Regions from separate parts of the Mus musculus genome. Here region 1 is linked to region 2. The links are chromatin loops, found by intact Hi-C in ENCODE. Cell type or tissue: left cerebral cortex. All regions are shown on one strand. Links, peaks and the distances in the headings refer to the core of each region. The heading gives the core; the rest is flanking DNA. Region 1 overlaps Erbb4 (erb-b2 receptor tyrosine kinase 4). Region 2 has its middle 32 kb from the start of Erbb4.

Region 1 (12,338 bases), core at 1,615-9,614, 1.0 Mb after region 2:
CTTACCATCTAAATTCATGATTTAAAGCTCAACATTTGGAATCAGATATCTTTAATAAGGGATTCTGACTACATTACATAGTGATAATGTGATTAGTATAAAATTAATTAAATTTTTGAAAGCTCAATTTTCTCATCTGTATAATGTGAAAGGTAATAGGTTTTGAAAATGCATAGAATATGGGTACTGGAATTTTAGTATTTATCCTTATTACTTTTATTTGTAACGTATAAGACACCAGTGCTACTGTTTAAGTATTAAATATCCCCAAACTTCCCTTGTGATGGGCACTGAATCACAAGACTGGTCCTGTTAGGGGGGATCTTTGGTGGAACCCAGGAGGAGAGAGTTAGGCCATTGAGTGTGTGCCTATAAGGAGATATTGGAACCCAGATCCATTCCTCTTCTTTTGTGTTTCCGGGACATTATGTTGGGAGCAATTTGTTTGACCGCATGCTCACTGCCACGATGTTCTCCCTCACAACACACTCAACAGCCAATGGAACCACCTGAGCATGGCCTGAATCCCTCAAAACAGGAGTCACAGTAAAGCATTTGTCCTTGCGAAGAGATTCTCTCAGGCATTTTGTCATTGCACAGACACTGACAACTCTCAGTACTAACTAAGTTGTCTTCTCTTGCTTCATCCTTGTGTTCCTTTCCCCCTGAGGAAACATCACAAAAGCTAGATAAAAATTCTCTTTTCGAACAGTAAGGATATACTGCATGAGAGAGAGTAGAACAGACACTTCATTTTAGTCATGAAAGAGACAGCTCCCCATCACCATTTCTGATAGGGGTTAGGTATGGAAAGTCTGTGTTTTCAAGACAAGGTCAAGAGAATCACAGTTCCTTCCAGCATCCAGGACCTTCTCCAGCATTCGTGGTCTTTTGACCTCTGCATTCTAAGACTTGACATGTCTCTCTTCAGTTGACTTTGACAGGCACCACCCCCAGTTGTTCAGTTTCAGAATTATTTCAAACATCCATCAGGGCTCTCTATGCCAAGCCCTAAGCTTCATTTGAGTTTGAAATATAAAAGGGGATTGAGCTTCAGTTCTTCAGCCTTCTGAGGAGACTGACACAAAGACCCAGTCTAGGCTATAAATATTCTGCCTTCACAGGTTGGTCACACAAAGATTTGTTGTCCTCCAAACAAGGCAGTTACCAAAATTTGTTGTCCTCCAAACAAAGCAGACTTAATCTTTGTAGCATGCGAAAAGGATTAGTTGTAGTGAGGTTAAGATACACATACTCTATCTTGGTATTATTATATGTCTGCATAACAGAAGGTCTGCACTTTATACGAGAAAAATTCAGTGAACAATTAATTTATCCTTGTGTTAATTTTATATAGAGGGCTGTAACGATTTGCCACAAGCTGATGGCTTGAAACAAATGAGATTTAATTTCTTATGGTTCTGGAAGCCAGCAATCTAAAATGAGAAACTCTGATTTGAAATCAAAATATTGGCAGGAATTTACTTCCCCCAGAAGCTGTGGGTGGCATGGGATGGGAATCCATGTTTGCTTCTCTTCCAGCTTCTGACGGCTGCCAACCTTTCTGGCTCATGGCCTTATTAGTCTTCTTCCTCTGTCTTCACATTGTCCTTTCCTTATATACATTTGTATGAAACTTTCCTTTCTTTCCATCTTATGCAAGCACAGGTATTGAAGTTGAAGTTAAGGGCCATTAAAATAATCAAGTTTAATTTTTTTATTTTTCCATTTTCTTACTGAATTCCATTTGCAAAGGCCCCATTGGTTTCCAGAATATAGGAGCAATATGGGTCTCTAGGATTCAGGCATGCATATCTTTTAGGGGTAGAAAACTTTTAATCTACCATCTCCCAGAGTAGAAAATAGTAACTCTTGGTTTTTATTATTATTGATGATAATTTTTATCATATTGATATTGTTATTCTATTATTGTTGAAAATTATTACATTGATTTTGATCTCCTGTCAGTTGCTATCATCATCAAAATAGCTTTGCAAGCATTATTTCTACAGTAGAACATCTCCTTGCTAGGGTATGACAACTCCCAAGCTTTTCTCTCCTCTTCTCAACTTATCTTCCTCCAGTTATTTTCACCAAAATGAGTGATCTTTTCGAATATAAGTTTGACGGATAGTGAGATAGCTCAGTGAGTAAAAGATACTCGCTCCCAAGCTTAATGACCTGAATTCAATCCTTGGAGCCACATAACATTGGTAAGAGAGAAACACCTCAATGGAGTTATCTACTGACCTCTATATATGGGCTATGACATGCGAAAAAAATTACTATGTACTTGTACAGTTAAACAAAATCCATGTTTGGTCGGAAGTAGTTTATCAACTTCAAAGTTTGAAGTGACTCTTTGTCACTTGATGCCTCTCATTGGATTATCTCTTTTACTTCATCTGCCTAGCCTGCTCTTCAGTGGGTGGCTTTGTTGAGTATTGATCAACCTACTCATCAGATGCCCTTGCTGATAAAACACAGAGCTCATTGCTAACTCCACATCAAGACTCAATTCAAGCATCTCTTCATTCAGGAAACGTTATGAAACATCATTTTCAGTTAGGCCTTCTGTGTGCTTTCTCTGGCACTAGCCACATTCCTGGTCAAATCCTACTTCTTATTAACTGAGAGTCATTGACAAACATTAAAGTCCTCTTAATGGCTCTTCATCTGAAAAATATGGCTAAGTACTGTAGTATCCACACTAGAGTCATTTACTCATTAAATATGATACTGTGAAGCATTTTACAAAATATCCAACACAGTATGTGAATTACTATCTTTTATCATTCATATATATGGTTAGATATATATGTATATACACATATATATTATATGCTTGACATGTCAAATATATATTAGTTTTATCTGGTATTGCAGTTTATAAAAGAAGAAACTTCATTTACTTACTTGCAATACATTTGGTGGAAGTTCCTGCTACAGTGTTTGCTATGTAATAGAATATATTAAATATTTATTAAATGACTAAATTAATATTTTTCTCCAATGAACTATATCCAGAAATTTCTAACACTTCAAAAACTGCACAAAATTTAAAAGTCTTCTAAGAACATCTCAGTAAAATGTACCAATTCTCAATTACAAATAGAAGGAAGGGCTAAGGATAGCCTCCAGTGCTTGGTTCAGTGGAAGGATACTGTGTAAGAAGTATAAGGCCTGAGCTCAATTCCTAGCACTTCAAAAATAGAAGAAGAAACAGCAGACATGAGTGAAAGTAGAAATCCAACCTATTGTTGACTCATTGGATCACCATTCTTTCCTACACTAGTCCAGACTGTTAGGACTTTTCTCTATTAGCATACTATCTGCTTCAAAAGTTTAAGTGGAAACATGAAATTTCCCACTTTTATACCTAGTGTCTAATATGTGGGGAGTTAGAGATCTGGAAAGGCGCATAGTCCACAAGTGCTTAGGGCAACTAATAATGCCATTTTCAGAAATTCTAAGATAAGCTAAACTACAGCAATGGTAGTTAGGAACTTAATTTTCATGTCAGTGGGATAAGCCCCTTTTGAGTGTGAATGTTTGACATGTCAGCAAGCCACAAGAAGTGAGGTGGGGTTTGTTTTGTTTTGTTGTTTTGTTTCTAAATAACCACTAAGAGCCTTAAGAAAGTATTAATTATTAATTATAAATGTTTTATATTTTAAATTAAAGGAAAGCAAGCATTGCCACATTCTCCCCCCTGTTTTGAAGCATGGTTATAACCAGAATGCCCCAGCTTCCTCCAGTGTAGCTCACAGTGAAATTATATAACTTCACAGTTGAGTCTCCCTCCCAGGCCCAATCCTATGCAATTTCAGCCCATTGCTTCCCACTGGGAAGAGGTGAGCAACGTCTTTGTTCTGCTAAATCTTTTCCTGTTCTTAAAAAGAAAGAAGGGAAGTAAATTCACACCTTTCAAGGACTAAAAGGCTAGGGACTCCTGGTTGTGCTTTCTTTTCTTTTTCTTTTCTTTTCCTTTTTTTATTGATTATTTTATTTATGTACATTTCAAATGTTGTCCCCCTTCCTGGTCTCCCTTCCCTGGTCTTTGCTCCTCAAAGCCCCCTTCCCATTCCCCCTCCCTTTGCCTCTAAGAGCATACTCCCCCACCCACCAATTCACTCCTGCTTCTGGTTACTCTTTCATAGAAAAGATTCATCTATGACTGGGATGAAACCTGGATACAACAGATTCCAATGCATACCCATGCCAAGGCTCTGTCTATCCCTGCTTTCATTTAACAACAATTCAGTTCATAACCAACCCTGTGCACAGAGCCAAAATCCTTGCATCCTTGCATCCTTATAACGTCCCATTCCAACTTTAAGGTAGAAGAACTTACTTTGTTGAAATTATGATTCAAATTCGCTGGCTTGGAATGTACTCACTGGCACATGATTGTTTGTTTAGCTTTTTCAGGTCCCCCTCTAAACCATGAAGACTTGCCTGTATGAGTCTTATGTAGGCACGCCTCCCCCAGAATTTTGCATGGCAGCATCAGGCACGGCAATTTTGTGATAGATGTTTCATAAATGCAAATGATTGCATATATTTACACACCAGCCCTGAAGATGGCTGACCTATTGTAGTCCACGTTAGCATTTCCGTGTTGTTCCTGCTGTTGCTGGGATAGAAGGCCACACAGAGGAGAGTGGAGCATGACAAGCAGGCAGCTGCTGCTCTACTCTTACTCTGAAGAGGCTTGCAAGAGGAGCCTTCCTCCCACTCTATTTGGTCTCATTACATGCGGGATCAGGTCTGTGCCGTTCCGGACTTCTGCATGCAGCCCTCAAGAGGGCTGTCAGGCTTTCTCATCCCTGTCAGACGAATTGACAATGCTGTACATGAAACACAAGACTCTCCACCTTTAAGGTTTTTGTTTTTAGCAGAAGAAAATATACATATGTATTTTGTAGAAGTATGTGCAGGGTTTGAGTTATTTTCAGTGTTTGTGGGTGCTGTTTTTCTGCAGATTCCAAAGTACTCAGAGGTTCTCAGATTCTGAGCCTTCTAATAAAATGTCAGAGTGCTATTCTGCAGAATATACTTCGGAATGTGAAAATATGAAAGCCATTTTAACATTTTTCTTTCCATAAGTACTTACTCTTCAATGTCAGGGATAGCTGCCCTCTTCTCCCCACCTTGTTTGTTCAGTCCATGGACAAATGACTCCATTTGAGTCCTATACAGGCTGGGGTGACATTTCTTCCACCTCCTTATTTACAGGATGTGGACCTTCCTGCTAGTTAGTCTCCTCTATACTGTTTACAAATTTCCATAAAGACTTTACAAAGCACACTGCTTTTGGTCATGCTTCCTTCACCATGTGACATGACAAATCCCTATGTCACATATCCCACACAGGCTGCCATCCTTAGTTAGTGGCCTCTGATAAAGGCCACCACTTGATCCTCTCCACTCTCAGCAGAACAAACTCAGATGGTGTTGTTCTCTTCTCTAGGGTTTCTCTTCCAGAGTTTATGGATGCTCACAGATAATTTATTCCCCATCTTTTCTTCTTTCTTTTAATTAATATTTGTCTGTATTTAGTTTTTCATTACTGGAAAAATATGTTTTTGCCTTACCATTATCTGCTTCTGCTTTATTTAACACCTCCATAAAGCCTCTATGGGAAGATGAAGGGTGCTATTTCTACATATGTCCAACACTCTACTTTCATCTGAACACATACTTTTCAATAAATGTGATCCATCTAGGTAAATTTTCATTCATTCCCTTAGACTTTTGTTTTTTAATTTAAAAATGCTTTGAGAATTTCAGTCATGGATGCTGTATTTACTTAATTTCTAGTTCTCTAAGTTTCCAATATATCTCCTCAATTTGATGGCATCTTAATTACTACACACACACACATACAGAGAGAGAGAGAGAAACAGAGAGAGAGAGAAGCAGAGAGAGAAGCAGAGAGATAGAAACACAGAGAGGAAAAACAGGAGAGAGAAACAAAGAGAGAAAGAGACCCTACTGAACATGGGAAAGCTCCCTTCACGTTTTTGTTCATGGGGGATTTCTAGAAATTTCACAAAACTACACAGGCGATTACCATTGCCATTGCCTGACTTGCAGAAGTTGAAGGTAAGAGCTGCTGTTGAAGACACCACATGCTCAGGACACAGGACTTGGATTAAGAGACCTGGAACTACCTGGAAGCCTGTGGAATTTCCTATGCAATGTGCCAAAACTGTCTACTGTATAAAATCTATGAACCTCAACAATGTCTTGGCAAGATATATCCAAAGATGGTAATTTCATCTTGAGACTATCCAACAGCTATTGAACTAAACTTAAGTCCTGCTCACTTGGAGGGAATTTGTGCCAGCATATCCAATTATCTGTGAGGAAAAAGGTCATAGTTCCTAGAGGAGAGCATACTACTGTAATTTTCCTAAACCAATATAATTTCTATTTTTATAATTTTTATCCTCACACAGATAATTGTAGCTTTTTATTCCTCATCAAAGAAGCTTCTTATTTTAGAACAGATCAAAACAGTTACAGAGATCCAAAACTAGTCGAAATGCAAAAATAAGAGACTTTGAAATGCACAGCACCCATTGAGTACAACTTCTATACCTAAAGTTCAGAGAATATCAAACAAGATGCAACTGTAAGATTGTAAGAGCCAAAGGTCTAGGACATTTTTTACTATGTAGTGCCTTCTAGATATGGCGGGGAGGCTGTACCCATGAATTCTCAACAATATTACTGCCTAAATAAGACCTGCATATTGACAAAACCAGTTGATGTACCAATGTGGATTGGAGAAATTTTACCAAGTCCCGCATTCAGAGGAAGAACTATGGGGAGAGGGTGAATTCATTTTCTCCAGTAGCAAGCCTGCTAAGAGATTATGTTTGTAATTGGCCAATGATAAACACATATATGCATCTGTACTCTTTTCTTGAGCCTTCTTTGGCAGCTGGACTTTATATTTGGCTACAGGAGCCTGGGATTGGTCTTTCAACTTCTCTAAAGAAAATGCATGCTTTTCTGACCAATGGAAGAACCATGTTAGCCCAAAGTCCATAGTCATTTTGCAAAGTCTCATGCTTAGTGATGTCTGGTCTGATTAAAGTATTATTAATAGTTTACAATATTTAAATTGGTGGATTGTAGAGACAGGAAGGGGTTGACAACTTCGACAAGAAATGTAGGTTCAATCTTTCAACAATCTCAGTCTCCTTTCTGGTGTCTTACATAACATAAAGTAACATGATAATGGGTATGATTGTGAGTTCCCTTCCACATCTCCCCACTTCACGTTTTTCCATTTTCTGCTAAGGATTCTCTATTCTGCTCTAGGAATTTTCCCTCTCTCCTGAATGATTTGCACTTTCCCTGGAGCAAGTGTGGGTCTTACAAAACAAAATCTGCTACTTCCTCAGGAATCCTCTCTCTCTCTCTCTCTCTCTCTCTCTCTCTCTCTCTCTCTCTCCTCACAGTGCTTCAACAGCAGTGCATTAAAATTTCTAATACATTTGAAATTTATTCACAGTTATTCCCTAACTTTATACCCACCAACTTCATATTCTTTCACTTTTTCTTAAAAAGAAAATGAAAATCAAATCAAAACAAATCCCCAAGACAAAAAAAAAAAAAAAAAGAACAAAACAAAACAAAAAGCCCTCACTCCACATACATACACACACACATGCGCTAACACAAATGGAGTGTATCTTATGGTGGTCAACTCCTCCTGAGCACACAACTAGTGTCCCCCATTGGAGAAAAGTGATTTCCCTTTTCACAGAAAGTACCAATTGCAAATAGCTTTCTGATTAGTGGTAAACCTATGAGGCCATTTTCTCTTCCCAATGCTGGAATTTTGTCTGGTTTGCCCAGATCCTGGGCACTGTGCCACAATCCCTGTAAGTTCCTATGTGTCTTCAGTCTGTTGTGTCTGGAAGACCATGCTTCTCTCCATCTCATATACCACCTCTGGCTCTTAATGCCTATGAACCAGTAATAAGGAAATTAGCTTGTCTTCCTGTCCGAGATTCAAAGTAAGTTAGTCTTTTTAGTCTTGAATTACTACAGAATAGCAAGGATGTTAGATACAAATTTGGGGGCATTGAACCTCATTCGTATAACACTGTATCTTTGAGCATGTTCCTTGGTTTAAAAAAAAAAGTAAATCTACAAAAAGATGAAAACATGTTGCTTCCTTGTAGTCGGAAGATACCTTTTACCTTACAATGAAAAGCTTCCCAACCTTGTTGCTTAGGAAGTGAAAGCTATTGTGTGGAACAACAATGCCACCTAAGAGGACACAGAAGCTTCCTATAAAAGGTTAGCGATATCTCTTTTAAAAATGTCAAGGCTCTTTCAGAGTCGAGAACATGTCCATGGGATCATAATAAAATGCCTTGCAACTGGACTTTTACAAGGACTTCCCTACTTTGCTCTCCTGCTTTTGCCAAATGCAAGATAAAATGCTTCTGAACACCTGCACAATGCAAGTATGACCTTTGATTATTCGGAACTTCGCTTTGGGACTGATTAAGAGTCCAGTTGTGATTTCAGTAATACAGCTTATTCATCAAGGTAGATCCCCACTGGTAAATCTGGAAGCTGCTAGAGGATTTGCTCCCTTTTAGAGGCTCTAATCACCAACAATTGTCCCCTGCCGAAGGGTAACTCCTGGAGTTAAAGAACGAAAGTGCAGAATAGCTCTGCTTGCACATTGGCCACCCTCTACTAGCAAGTCCTAGAAACCCGTATAAGGCTTATATGTACAGTTTTGTGCTCTTTGGTCAACATAGATTCCAATTACATAGTGACTTACACAAATGGCTCCATTTGGAGCTCTTTTCTCAAGAGAATATTCAGTGCCTTATAAACTAGCCATCCCTTATGCTTCAAATATAAACAATCTTGGTGCACATCTGATTTTAATCCAAGTGTTTTCAAAGGCCATTCTCCTCTAGTTGTTATCTCTCCTCTTATTTCATAACAACTGCAAAACTCCTACCACAGAAGGCACTTTTGTGGGAATATATAATTGTTGAGAATGCAGTGATTTTAATTATCGGTTGTTTCATCATAATCTAGCTGAAAACTTAGATGAACAGACAACATACATCTTCTTTCTTTCTTTCTTCCTTTCTTTCTTTTTTTTGTATTCTTCAGTGGTTTTCAAACTTAGGTGAGAATTACTTCTGCTTTAGGTGGGGAGTCAAAGGCTGCTCCTACATTGGGCAGTGAATTTATGATGACAGGTTTCCTACTCAGCCATCAATTTCCTACATAGCCCCTCCCCACTGAAGAGAGGATTGAGTCCCATCCCAGCATGGCAGCGAGCTTTTAGGGAGAGCAAAGCTCCAGCATGTACGTGCTTGTCAAGCCTCTGCTTGCATCATGCTTGCTAATATAACCACAGCAAATCACTTACGAAAGTCTCCAAGTCGGCATGAAATTTTATAGGTACAATGAACCATGACCCGTTGGAAGTCATTGCCATCCCTGTGAGCTCATCATATTAGGCTGAGATGTCCAATGTGAGGAATGATAACTATAAACTGAAGAAGCACTTACTGTTATTGTCTGTTTTGTAGCTGAGAACATGCATCACTGGGGTTAGTGATACATGTTTTCAACAGCATCTTTGAATAACCAACAGTGCACAGATAACAAAGAGCAGACTGTGGTTTGAATCTGGTCCTTTACAGTTGAAAGACACTGTTGATCCCCCAGGACAAATTGGCAAAATATCTGTCTCATACTTCATACTTCTAGAAAGTTCTCTGAAACAGTATTGGTATTTGTATAGGTTTTTTTTGTTGTTGTTTTTGTTTTTTAACTTTTAATAAGGGGCTGCTGTGATGTTTGAAATTGAAGAGTGTGAGTCGTATTTGTTATAATGTTATTCTACTGACACAAGGTCTTATACAGATTATACCCCCCCCCATTGTCCAGATTGATTTAATATGGCAGAACGCCAGCCAGAATTGCATTCAATTTTTGATTTTTACACTTTTGATAAGTCCTATTATGTGAGTCCTGCTATCTTGATTGGTAAGCATGTCTAGTGAACAACAACAACAACAAAAAAAAGACCAAAGTAACTGGATTTGCCTAGCTTATACTATATTAAAGACAATAAAAAGTTAAGTCACTGGAAGAGATTAGTCACATTCTCTTGCTCTGATAAAATACTTGTCAAGTAACACTTTAAGGCAAGAAGGGTTTGACTTAAGTCTCAGTTTGAGGATACAGTCTATCATGGCAGAGCTGACAGGAGTGACTCACATCTGGGCAGAATCAGATGCAGAGAAAAGGGAGCTATGCTAGTGTTCTATCGCCTCCCCTTTCCATCAGTCCTGGATCCCAATCCATGGAAATGTGCACCCAACATTCAGAGCAAAACCTCTTCTCTCATGTCCATCCGTGGAAACACCCTCATGGATAATTAACAGTAAAGATTAACTGCCACTGAGAGACTGAGAGTCCTTGCTTCAATCAAGACTGGAAGTTACCACTAGTAGAGAAAGATACTTTTTTTAAAATGCTAATGCTCCCTCAAATCCAGAGAGTGAGAATTTGGAAAAGGGGTCATATAATCTGCATTTTAAATTGTTCCCAGCTGCTTCTTGTGTCCAATGATTTTAGGAACTACTGTCTGACCCATTAGCACATTTCAGCTCCCAAAGAGAACATAATCAGACCCAATTTTGCCATCTGTACACTGCTATATTAGGTCCACTTCTGCAAATCAATGCTGATCTAGCACCTTCAGAGGCTGCCCTAAGAACCCAGGGGGTGAAATATGTGAAAAATCTTTAAGAAGCTGTGTGGAATGTAGAGAGTAGCATTAAATTAGCTAAACCAAATGAATAAGCACCATTATCATTTGTCTATGGATAACCCCTTCTGGGATTCAAGCCAGAGATCTTAAAACTAAAACCATAGCTGTGGATTTTAAAGGTTTGGTGCTGTTTTCTGGTTTTTGAATGTTGCTTTTGCTGAGGAAGGAAAGTTATCAGTTACCCAGACAGCCATATGCACAGGTATCCTGATTTTTCAGGTCTCGGGATGGAACAAGCCAGAGCTTCACAGCGTGAGGATGAGAAGTTATTCCCATGGAATCCTTAAACCACCGAGTACTTCTTTCACTAATTGCTGAATTTCTCAACCTTCCTAACGCTATGGCCCTTTAATCCAGCTCCTCATGTTGTGCTGACTCTAGCCATAAAATTATTTTTGTTGCTACTTCATAACTGTAATTTTGCTACTGTTCTGAATTGTAATGCAAATAGGTTTTTGAGACAGAGATTTGCCATAGGGGTTGCAACTCACAGGTTGAGAACTACTGCCATAAAATAATATAAGCATGGGTAATTCTCCCCCATTTTCCAGAAGTATTTCTTATTAATTCTTTGAGAATTTCTTTTTTTTTTTAATTTTTACTCAGAATTTGAATTTAGTTTTATTTTTCATTTCTGAGAGATGTCGTTAATTCTTTTTTTTTAAATTAGGTATTTTCCTCATTTACATTTTCAATGCTATCCCAAAGGTCCCCCATACCCATCCCCCCAATCCCCTACCCACCCACTCCCCCTTTTCGTCCCTGGCGTTCCCCTGTACTGGGGCATATAAAGTTTGCAAGTCCAATGGGCCTCTCTTTGCAGTGATGGCTGACTAGGCCATCTTTTGATACATATGCAGCTAAAGACAAGAGCTCCTGGGTACTGGTTAGTTCATATTGTTGTTCCACCTATAGGGTTGCAGTTCCCTATAGCTCCTTGGGTAATTTCTCTAGCTCCTCCATTAGGGGCCTTGTGACCCATCCAATAGCTGACTGTGATCATCCACTTCTGTGTTTGCTAGGCCCCGACATAGTCTCACAAGAGAGAGCTATAACTCGGCCCTTTCAGCGAAATCTTGCTAGTGTATGCAATGGTGTCAGCATTTGGAAGCTGATTATGGGATGGATCCCTGCATATGGCAGTCACTAGATGGTCCATCCTTTCGTCACAGCTCCAAATTTTGTCTCTGTAACTCCTTCTATGGGTGTTTTGTTCCCTAAGAGAGGGTAAAGTGTCCACACTTTGGTCTTCGTTCTTCTTGAATTTCATGCGTTTGGCAAGTTGTATCTTATATCTTGGGTATCCTAAGTTTCTGGGCTATTATCCACTTATCAGTGAGTACATATTGTGCGAGTTCCTTTGTGATTGAGTTACTTCACTCAGGATGATACCCTCCAGGTCCATCCATTTGCCTAGGAATTTCATAAATTCATTTTTTTTAATAGCTGAGTAGTATTCCATTGTGTAAATGTACCACATTTTCTGTATCCATTCCTCTGT
Region 2 (12,338 bases), core at 2,425-10,424:
AAATATCCTTGCTGTTCTATCTCCTTGTCCCTTCTTTTCTTCTTCTTCTTCTTCTTTCTTCTTCTTCTTCTTCTTCTTCTTCTTCTTCTTCTTCTTCTTCCTCTTCCTCTTCCTCTTCCTCTTCCTCTTCCTCTTCCTCTTCCTCTTCCTCTTCCTCTTCCTCTTCCTCTTCCTCTTCCTCTTCCTCTTCCTCTTCCTCTTCCTCTTCCTCTTCCTCTTCCTCTTCCTCTTCCTCTTCCTCTTCCTCTTCCTCTTCCTCTTCCTCTTCCTCTTCCTCTTCCTCTTCCTCTTCCTCTTCCTCTTCCTCTTCCTCTCCTTCTCCTTCTCCTTCTCCTTCTCCTTCTCCTTCTCCTTCTCCTTCTCCTTCTCCTTCTCCTTCTCCTTCTCCTTCTCCTTCTCCTTCTCCTTCTCCTTTCTTCTTCTTCTTCTTCTTCTTCTTCTTCTTCTTCTTCTTCTTCTTCTTCTTCTTCTTCTTCTTCTTCCTCTTCCTCTTCCTCTTCCTCTTCCTCTTCCTCTTCCTCTTCCTCTTCCTCTCCCTCTCCCTCTCCCTCTCCCTCTCCCTCTCCCTCTCCTTCTCCTTCTCCTTCTCCTTCTCCTTCTCCTTCTCCTTCTCCTTCTCCTTCTCCTTCTCCTTCTTCTTCTTCTGTACTGGCTTCACTCTCTCTACCTGTTCAAGCTCCCTCTCCTCCCACTATCCAAATCCCTACTCCATATCACCTGTATCCCGCTATCCACCTCGAAAGTCTTGCCCAGCCCCCGGTCTTTTTATACTTTCCTTTTTTCTGTGGTTATCTCCATGTGTTGTATCCTCACATAAGAGGATTTGGAGCTAAGAGCCATAGATAAAAGAAGAAAGGCTGCATTTGCCTTTCTGAATATTTTAAGGAAGATTATTAAGCCAAATGAGGATCAAGCACAAATCTAAAAACTAAAAACATAAACAAAGTTCAAAGGAAACTTAAAATCAAACTCAACCCACTGGTAGTCTCTTAGTTTATTTCCTAAAAATGAATGTGTTAAGACATCTTCTGTTTAGAGACTTTCAGGAGTGAGAAACTTATAAATAACAAAGTAGCTCCGGTTTTCTACAATAATCCAGTATCTATACATTCACAGAACAATGTGAGTCCAATTACCATTAGAGCTCATCTCATGAACCCGTGCTGGCATCTGCTCTGCTCCTCCTTGCAGAATGGAGTGCCAACCTCTACTCCCAAATTAACTGTGTAAACTAGATCAATGATTGCAGTGCAATTAGGCTGATGAGAAACTGGAGAATTGAGGGGAGAGAGAGTGAGAGAAAAAAAGCAGGTCTGCTGATTAACTCTTAACTTGGGTTTTACATGTACAGGAGCAGAAAACGCTATTCCGTATTAAATCTTGTTTCTCTTACTTCTAATTTTTCACAGTCAATATATTTTGTAAGTAAGGCTAAATGAGGTGTTCTTTTCACAATGGCATATAATTCTAAAAACTTTTTCTTTTTTACTGCAAGATTATATTAGTTGAGTTTTGCATGCTTGGGTGACAGAATACTTATTTATAAAGCCAGAGTCATAAATAAGTGGCAAGATGAATAGCGTCAATTATTTTATGTTCATCCTTCAAAGCACCAAGCACAACAATTCAGTGAATAATCTAAACTGCAAAACATCTATTTGGAGAAGCAATGAAATACCACAGATAAAAAAAGAACACTCTCTCAGAGTGTCTATATTCTTTTCCTAATATATAATATTGTGTCATATCATAGTATGACAATTAATCTCTATAGTCATGCTGTTATGTACAAAGCATTTCCCATACTAAGACGTCCTATGTGATAGAAGCAGTAAAGATGACAAAATTTGGCTAATTACTGGTCAAATGAATATGCTCTATTTCAGAGAAAACAAGAAACAAGGTGATTTTATTGTACACTTATATGTTATATACTTGTAATGATCAATTTCACTCATCAATGTTACTGAGTTAAGGAATATGTAGAGCTTTGATTAAGCAGTCATTTTTTTTTCATGGTATCATAAGTGTAGTTTACCTGTTGGTTTTAGGACACAACCTTACAGCAGACCTCTCTGTCCCTCCAGCTTCTACATTCATTCTGCCCTCACTTTCACAGTGTTCCCTGAGCCTTAAGTACAAGAATTAGGTGATGGGTGTATCCATCGCGGCTGAACTCCCCATAGTCAGTAGTTCTAAGAGGGAAGTCTAATGGGGCTCCACTCCAGACAAGGAACAACTAATGATGCTGAGAAAGGAGAACTAGGGATGAGCCCCCCTCAATTCTACAATACCATGTCGCTGCCTCACTGCTGGCACAGGTGTACTACATCAGCTTGTCTAGTCTTCACCATGTCCCCATTAGGCGGTCCTGTCACTGCTTTTCTCTCATAGTCAGATACCTGGCTGACAGTAGAGCTGGGACAGAAGGAACACTCGCACTTAGGCACTGAAGTATGAACTCTTGACCACACACATGCTACCTGTATCAATTCGAGGTCCTCACAATAACGTGGTACTGTCTAAAATCTGCACTAATGTTTACCTGTACAGTAACAAGTTTCTAGTGTTAAAAATCGATCATCTGAATGATTACATAAGGAGTGGACAGGAAAAGTTGTGGACGCTTTAGATCTCTTGGTGGCCTTGTGTCTTTTTCCACGGAAAAAACAATATAGCATGCCGAGGCTTGCAGATGACTTACAAATTTTGTAAAACAACTCCAGCCACCTTGTTTCAAATGCACCCATGAACCACTTTGCAAGCCATCAACAGTGAGTACCCACTCAAAATTTTTACATGGCTAACAAATCCCTCCAAGTAGATATCTCCCCTTCTGACTACCCAGCACTTTCTGGAAAAGAAAAAAATAATAATAATATGAGAAACTCCTACCAGAGAAGGCAAAATAGACAGCCTGTGATTTGGCTCATTGAGATGTGAAGAAAGTTATTACCTACAGGAGCCTCTCTTTGAAGATAATGAACCGAAATTCTCATCTGTGCTGACACTGCGTGTTTTGTTCAAGAAATCCATCTCAAATAAGCAAAATATGCTTTTGAGAAAAAGGTATAAATTTTCTCTTAACATGGAAACTATTTCCAAGTTTTCAGAGAATATTACTTTATCTCAATTATATCTGAGAAAGAAATAAATGCATACATCAGAATTTTTCAGGTTAAAAAATAAGTTCTAAGAACCAAAGTCCCACAGCACAATAGGATTCTTTTCTTTGTTAAAAAGCCGCTTTGTTACTGTTGTTGGAGAAGGACATTTCTTTCTTCAGACCCTCTTTCCATGTGACTTGGCCAATTATACTCTCAAGCCCTTGCTTGAACTTGTAAAATCAAAATATCTCTCCAGACCCTAAAGATGGATTCAGGATACAGGGACCTTGCCAGGCCAAGAAGACTCAGCTCTGAGACTGGTTCTGAGAAGGTGAAGCTCTAGTTCAGCCTGTGTGCTGCAGTGATTGGACACTGTGGCCAGGCCCCCAATGTCTTTATGGAGAAGGTGAAGTATGGGTGGGTTTACCCAGATAAAGCTGAAACATCTTCAGACAGCACAACCAAGAACTAAACGGATTTGAATCTGGATTAAGTTACTTTGATTTCTTCATTGATCACAAGGTGCTGTACTGATTAAGGCTCTTGCAAAGAGGAATTTGTTCTATAGTGGTTTCTTCTCTGGTCTTTGCTCAGTAATATCTTACTACCTCAAACTACAGAAGCGATACACCTTCTAAAGACATTGATGCCATTTCCACCACTCACATGCTTTAGTTTCTTAACTCAGAACAAAGATTTGCTTTCTTGTTATTCTTCTTTGTTTCTATTTCTGTATTATCAAAATTTAATAAGCCCAATATCTACTCAAAACAGAAGTGTCTGTCATAGATTTTGTCAACAACATATTATCTGCTTGATGAATCTTTTACTCTGTAATTTACCACAATTAAGATATTGTAACTTTTATATGTATCAATGACCTAACTTCTAAGTTACCACAGTAATACTCCAATTACACACACACATACACACACACACACACACACACACACACACACACACAAATTTTACTAATGTGGTAGTGTGAAATAGTGAATTTGTTAGATATGTAAAACCTAGTCTTGCAGTTAATTAATTGTCTAGTCTTACAAGTAATTAATTAAGAATGAACAGGTGTGACTAGAAGAACTCAACACCACCTGCTCACTATTGGACATCTCCAGGAGGTCACACAAGTTAAAGCCAAGAGTTAAAAAAAAAATCACACTCTCAAGTATCAAGTTGCAATTATCTTAGGGCAATATAGCCTCCCATTAACTCCTTGACTGTATCATCAGAAGTAGGAGGAAAAGGAAAATGAGGGAGAGGAACATAGCATCAGAGGAAGATGTGGGTAGAATTTAACACAGGAATTCATGTCTGAAGAAGGCTTTTGGTGAGATAGGTGTAGGTATGAAGAATCTTACTGGAAGAGATGCTATTACTAGAACTCTGCCTGGTGCACATTACCTTCTATGGTCTATGTGCCTAGGAAACTATGTGTATGCATATGTGCCTATGAGCCTTTGTGTATGAATATTTCAGTTGAGTTGATCTGGTTACTCTAAGCAAGAGCAGGTATTAAGTTAATGGTAACCAAATTTATCTGTTGACAATTCTCTATCCCATAAAAGTATATAAAAACAATTCAAAATGTCTTTTCCCTACCATGACAGCAAAACCACTTTTAATTATTTCCAGCCATGAATGTTTACTACTCAATATCTTACCAAGAGTAGTAACAAGAGAAACAAATTGAGGACTCTGTGATAGCATTCTATTGCTGCTTTAACAAACTATCACAAATGTGATTTAATCAATGCAGACTTCATCTCTACAGGAATCTGGCACAGTTCCTGCAGGTTAAGATCCAGCTTATGTGGGATTTCAGTCCTTCTCTAGCTTGTAGAGTCTCCATGATTCTTAGCTTGCAAGGCCCTTTTTCCTTCTTTTAAACCATCAATGGCAGATCAAGATCTTGCCTTGTAACCTTATGCCATCAATGTTTTTCTTAAAGCTTGTGTGTGTGTGTGTGTGTGTGTGTGTGTGTGTGTGTGTGTGTGAAAATATACCATGACAAGGGCAACTATCTCTATCTCTACATATCTAATCTACATCTATCTATATCTATGTATCTATGTATCTATGTATCTATGTATCTATGTATCTATGTATCTATGTATCTATGTATCTATGTATCTATGTATCTATGTATCTATGTATCTATCTATGTATCTATGTATCTATCTATCTATCTATCTATCTATCTATCTATCTATCTATCTATCTTATTGGGGCTTGCTTACAATTTTAGAGGCTTAATTCATTATTGTCCACAGCGGAAAGCATGGCAGCATGCAGGCAGACATGCTGCTGGAGAGGTAGCTGAAACTTTTACATCTGTATCCACGGGCAGCAGGAAGGACTGTGAGCCATAGACCTTGCTTGAGCTCAAAGCTCACCCTTAGTGACACAATTTCTCCCACAAAGCCTCACTTCATTCAAAAAGGCCACATCTAATCCAACAAGGCTCCATCGAATATTGCCACCCCCTATGAGCCTAGAAGAGCCATTTTATTCACATTACCATACCACAGTCAAGTACCCAGCAATTTTGTTGAATTCACTCCAATAAGATCAGTTGACTCATAGCACTAAATATCTACAAACCCAAGGTTCTTTCATCGCACAAGATAATAGGTCTGCATGTTCTAGGTTTAGTGCATGGGGCATCTTTGGAGAAGCTATGTTCTGCATGTCTACTATACAAGAGTACAGTGCTGAAAATGACTGTGTTCTGCAAAGTCACTCATTAAAAACAACAAGGCAAGTCACCCTTAAAACTTACCAAATTTAGTGGCTAGAAGAAAAATAACTCTTAAGAATCACACGTGGACGTGCGTGCGCGTGCGTGCGTGCGTGCGTGCGTGCGTGCGTGCGTGTGTGTGTGTGTAAAAGTACACTAGGAATCATGAGAAGGATAAAAGAGGTTTAAAATTAACGAGGAGGGGGGCATAAGAGAATAACTGGATATTTGTTATTAAAGTAAAAAGATTACTAATGAAAGGGAGAGGAAGAAGAGAGACAGAAGGCATATGGGGGACAAATAGGGACACATTGAGCTTTGTGTATGTGTGTGTGTTGTGTGTGTGTTGTGTGTGTGTGTGTTGTGTGTGTATGAGAGAGATAGAGGAAAGAGAGAGAGACACAGACAAACAGACAGACAGACAGACAGAGAGAGCAGAGAGACTTGGGGAGATTTGTCAGGTGTATGGGGGAGGATATGTATGGAGGGAAGAAGTAGGAGTGTATAATATACAGAATCTATATGAAACTCTCAAAAACAAAGTCTCTGTTACAGTGACTTACCATAATGAGTCAATATATATCCATATTTATTTAGTGAAGGGCCTCTGAAAATTTGCCATCTTCAATGCCTTACATCCAAGATGAATTTATGGTGAGACATTGTGAAATCATTACAAAATCCTAGTCACAGGGAGGAATTGTGGACATCTGCTCTAGGGACCCATATCATAAAAAATGAAAACAAGCCCCTATAACTAGAGATGCCATCAAAAGTAAGACTTAGAGGACTAAAGGGAAGGAGATGGTGACAGTGTTGTGTTGAAGATGGGGGGGGGGGGTAAGAAAGCCGGGAGAATAACGCAGAGTGTAAGAGGTGAAGCTCTCTAGGGTAGAAGACTGAGTTTTAGTGTTGGCTCAGAAGTAACTTACCATGTTGGGCTTAGCTCGAAGCGATTGAAATATATCTCAATTCCATATCCTCAATAACTTATTTATGGCGCTTTATTAATTCATCAGATATATCCAGTGCACCTGTCATGGCAACAGCGGTGCTACCAGTAAGAGATACATGGTATTTCCCCCTTAAACCTCTAGGAGTTGAAACTGATATTAAATTAATAATCACAGAATGGAACTGCAAACTGCCCAAAGCTGCTATGGAAAGGGGCGGTGCTCTAGGAACATCAGGAAATAACAGCATGTGATCTATGGGTGGTATGGTATTGGGTAGCTGATACTGTATTTAGATAATAATCACAAAAGAATGGACTTTGGGAATGTAGCTGATACAGAAAATGACCACTGTCTGCTAGAACGTGGAAACAATTTGATTAACACTTTGAATTTCTTTGGCTTAAAAATTATGACTTGTCAAAATCCAGTCTATGAAGCATCTCTATGTGAAAAGGTAAACACGCACCAATATTTCATAACTGCTATAAAATCCTTTCCCAACTTTTTTTTAAACCAGCAGTTGGTTTGATATACTAGATAACCACTAGAGGGCAGTGCTGCCCTTTGTTCAAAGGAGTTGGTCTTGTCAAGCTAGGCTTTCACCCTTGGGTGTGGGGGCAGGGAAAGAAAGACAACCTTTGTGAAATTGGGAATAAGGGTGAAAAACTACTTCTTCAATATAAAAGAAAGCATAACTTTTCAAAGTCTGGCTTTGCTATTAATTTTTAATTGCTTTTAATTTTTCAAAAAAGCTTCAGGAATTTACGAGAATACCCTCAAAAATGTTGATTTTGACTTTGTTATACTTTAAAACTCAAGTTAAAAAGTGTGTCTTGCTATTTCTTTTCCTAAAGCCCTTTGAAGACTTTGTTTTGTAATGGGAAATATTTGCATGTACTCTGTTCACTGTTCTGTCTGCAGTAGTAAGTGAACTTGGAAAAGGGACTTAATAATTGTGACTGTAATACTTATTATTCCTATATCAAATAAGAATAATATTACAAGCACTTTCATTACACAGGGGAATTTAAGTTTCATTAATTTAGAATTATTACTATAGAAAATTGAGGGAGAGTCCCTCAATAACATACGAACAAGAAGTGGCTTCAAATTCTGTTGTATGAACAATTATTAATGACTGTAATTTGTGGCTCCTTTTGCAGTTGTTTTAATTAGCCTTAGTAATTATACTTTCATCTTAGCAGAAACATCATGTAGAATAATTCTATGTGGATTTTTACTTTATTTCTTTTGTGTGTTCTACATATGTTTGTCTTTTAGCTGATTGCTTGCAATGGGTGAAGCACCCAATGCGTTTCACGTGACCAGAAGAGAAAAATCCCATCCCCTGGTGCTCCTGAGCCAAACCCCCTCATAGCAGCATATGACATCTTAGTTGTTTATTTGTATGTTTTAGAATAACTAAATATTTGTTGAAGAAAGCTCTGCTCAACCATATTGCTACTGTTAGACTTGTTTTATCATAAAAATTCAGTAGACTTGTAGAGACCATGGAGGTTATCTGGCAAATAACATCTGTTGAAGTAAAAGTAAAAGTATTGAATTTAAGCTGAGTGCTTCTAGATTGTTTTCTTGGTGAATGCCAAACTCTGTACTAGCCAAAGGTGCTAAATTCCTTTGATTTCTTTCCATGGATAAAAATGCAAGCTTTTCTTTTTCTAAAGAAGGCGCAGAGAGGCTGGAAGAAAGCCTCTGTGGTTAGGATGGGTCCAGGTGTCTGGGACTTCCATGAGGGAGACTTCCAGTAAGTTTTCTGCTTGTACAGGTAAGCCCACAGCTAGACATACATATTGGGAACCTTTGTGGTTTGTTTGCCATTAAACAGAAACAATGCATGCCCAGAAAAATCTTCCAACATTCCTTGGCTACAAAGAGGCACCCAGATATCTATTTTTTTCTCTCGAGTTATAATATATTCTTAATGACAAAGCAAGATTGCTTAATTTTCCATGGTATTTAAAACCAGGAGAGAAAAATATCGCTGAGATTTGGTCTTCCACCCCATTCCCTAAGGGGCTTCTTCTAGAGGAAGAATAGTTTCATGGGGAAAAACTTAATGTAAAAATATGGTTTTCAGTCATAGAGGTGTAAAACAAGAATATGTCAGTAATTGGCATAAAAAAAAAAAAACTTACCTGTCCCCAGGCTGTGTGGAATGAAACAGAGCTTTTGGATGCTTTCAAAATCCAGATACATCAGAAAATAGGAAAGGTCAATATTTATTTCCATATAACTTCAACAAGAGTTTGGTGAGTTGCCTCCCTCAGGAAAATAAACTCTATATGCATAGGACACCATTTATACTTTCAACATTATTACCAACTTGACTACTTCTGTAACTTTTTGTGATATGAACATTGATTTCTTTAATAGACACCCACTGCATGCCTCCTTCACATCCAACACTGTGGTAAGTGCTTTGCCATTGAGAGCTGGGGGACTGAAACTGCCTGATTCAAACACTAGATGCTTTGTGGTTTTTTTCTCCGGAGCTGTCAATCACGCATGTGATCTTCTAGATGTGTGACACCTGAAAACTGCAAATGTTTCCCTCATTTTAGCCAACCAGTAGGAAACAGCCATAGGTGTTTGATGGCTTTATGTAGATTTAGAATTCACTTGGAGGGTCTTTGGGACAGTGTATGGCTGGCACTTGGTTGTGTTTTAGCAGTATATAAAGTATGTCAGTGTATCTGTTTCTTCATTTGTAGGAACACTGGCTGGGCAAAGTCACACAGGAGAAAATGTTAACTATAGTACATTTGCTCAACACGGAAATGGGACAGACAAATTTCTTAGACTTCATCTTACATTAAACTCTTAATTGTGTTTCTTTAATCATGTATAAAGGAAATTATTTCTACCCTTTATTCAGAATTGGACAGCTGAGAAGTTTAGCTACTTGGTGTAAAGTATACTAGAACAGCCTATTAATATTAATTAAACCTTTCTTCCTTCTAGTGGTTAACACTGTCCCCCCAGGTCTTATCTTGTATGGTTCACAGTTTTTAACTTATCTTTTGAGCTCTGCACATTTGTGTTGGTTGGAGTTTTGGAAAGTTCATAACTAGCATTGCTGTTTTATCTTGGGCATTTCATTCCTTACATTTTTGCTCATTCTCTCTGCAATATTCGTTTTTCTTTGTAGTCCTTGTCCTAGAATTATTTCTCCTTTAATGTCTAACAAGCACCTTTGGCAGGCTCCTTAGAATTATGATTCAGCCGTCTTTATTCCTTTTCAGTGTTCAAACCATTATTTCAGCATTAAACATGGTTGCATTGCGTAATGAGGTAAACTTTTAGGAATGCATAGAAATCACACCATACTTATACACATTTCAAAAACAATTTTAGTGCACATGTTTAGCGTTGTTGACCCCTAAGATCAATTAAATAGAGACATGCTCAGAAACGTAGCTCAGGAGGCTAGAAAGATGACGCAGTGGTTGAGAAAGCTTGTTGCTGTCATAGAGGACTCACATTCAGTTTCCAGCATCCACTTGGCAACTCACAACTGTGCATGACTCCAGTTTCAGGGGTTCTAAAGTCCTCTTCTGACCTCTGAGGGCACCCAGCATATATATAAGGTGCACGCATACACATATAAGCAAAACTTACATGTGCATTAAATAAAATTAAAAAATTAAAAATAATGTAATCACAGTTTACGGGCAGTGCCCCTGTGTTCCAGGTGACTGTCATGAGCAATGGATATGAATGAGTGATTGTAATTTCCGTGTAATCTCAAGAATGAGCAGCACGGTTTTATTCTGTAAGTTTCCTACTGGAATTGTCAGTCAGCTATACTTTGGGGGAAATGTTTTTACATCTTCATTTTGCCAGTTACTGGCATTAAAACCTCATTGCTGCAACTGTCGGTTTGATGATTTTTTCCTATGCTCATTAAGTCCCTTGAAGAAATGGCCTTGGTCTCCCTCAGTGTCTGGGAAATCCATTGAAAATATCATGCTGACTGCCCTGTATTTATATCATCTCCCTGCTATGATATATATATACAAATGTGCTTCTATAACACCACCCTTTTCTGCCTAGAATCTCTCCTTATCCTGGTGCTATTAAAAAAAATCTCTTCAAGTATTCTCCTGATAATCCTACTTATGAACATATAATAGCACAACTTGTAATCTATTATATATGTATATATATATATATATATGAGTTATATGTATTTATCATCTCTCTGTATCCCTGATTTCTATACCAATATAGTTTATTTTTATAAATATTCTTATTGATTACTTTTTCTGCAAAGTACCTAAATAATGATTACATATTTATTATTGTGTCAGCATGTCTCAAAGCTATGTTATTAGATTTTCGTGGCTATTGCTGTTTTTATAGCAATATTATTTTCCATGGAACATTGCCATCACCTGGCCCTTTGAGTGTAAGGACAATAATAACACAAATTTAATTAAAAAATGTTATGTACTCCCTAACCAAGTGGATTCCCTTTTCATCAATAAGACAAAAGCTCTATTGAATGTGTTATTGCACTGATAAGTAATTTCAAATTAGATTACAATGCAAATGAGTTGGCTAGGTTGTGTTTTTATTCTTGGTAGGAAAGCGAAACCAGATTTGTGATTTTGATGGATTCCTCATTAAAGTAGACTATGCCTGACTTGTATAAATATACTCTAAAAATACATGCTGACCGTTAATAAGCTCTGTGTTGACTATAATGCTTCCTGTGTCCTGGAATACTAATTAATGCATTTAATGTCATGGATGATATGGGAAGAAAACCAGCCTTGACATGGAACATGTTTTACAAATACTGATGGCGCTCATTCTCAGTCTCCTTGGTACTGCAAAATTCATACCTCATTTTGCACTGGGCTGTTGTTGGGAGGATGTGAAAGCACAGGAAGTCATCCATCAAATGCACATAAAGACAAGAAAGAAGTTAGGTAGGACTCCCCAAATTATCTCTTGGCTTAAAGAAACATAATGCAGTTGTATGTTATATTGTTCTTCTATTTTACTTGCGAACAAAACCACATGATTTTGATTATTGAAAATGGAGGCTGCACTTGTCACAGATTCTCTTTAATAATAATTTCTTCATGAAAGAAAGAGTTGTTCCACTACCATGTCATTTTATGCAACACACCAGGTTAGGGCACTCAGACAACATTTACATTCCATTCTGTGTTGGATTAAGCGTTTGTATTAAAACAACAACAACAACAACAACAAAAAAAAACCTCTTGTACAGTTGTTTAAAAAGGGAGAGATGGTAGCCTAAAGACTTCCATAGTAATATTTAGACCACTACGTTCAGGAGAAGGGTAGGATACAGAGCATTAACCCATTTTTGAAAAAGGTAAAATTTTCTTACATTTTGGCACTGTTTTTGTAGTCATAAAGAAATGGTATGTTTAAGAATTCAATGATAGTCTTTATCATAAATAAAGCATAATTTGTCTTCGCCAACCATGCATATGAATTCATCTGTGGCTTCTCCATTTCTTTTTTAAGCAC

What was found. A loop is a pair of places that touch in the nucleus more often than their neighbours do. Peaks named below come from ENCODE experiments on the same cell type or tissue, not always from the same donor. Only the 100,000 strongest peaks of a DNase experiment are listed, where the experiment ranks them.
Region 1: it touches region 2 in a loop (4-fold over the local background); 17 of 42 quality-filtered maps call a loop at or near these places.

Annotation. Positions count from the first base shown.
Region 1 is chr1:68,112,932-68,125,269 of GRCm38, reverse strand. All of the region lies in intron 20 of Erbb4 (erb-b2 receptor tyrosine kinase 4), which reads left to right. Among named protein-coding and RNA genes, the nearest start is that of Gm39658, 750 kb to the right of the region's middle. In left cerebral cortex, for the core only: no CTCF peak of the experiment used is centred there; a DNase peak (open chromatin) is centred at 4,718.
Region 2 is chr1:69,134,100-69,146,437 of GRCm38, reverse strand. No RefSeq gene overlaps it. Among named protein-coding and RNA genes, the nearest start is that of Erbb4, 32 kb to the right of the region's middle. In left cerebral cortex, for the core only: a CTCF peak has its summit at 7,344 (motif pointing right); a DNase peak (open chromatin) is centred at 7,380.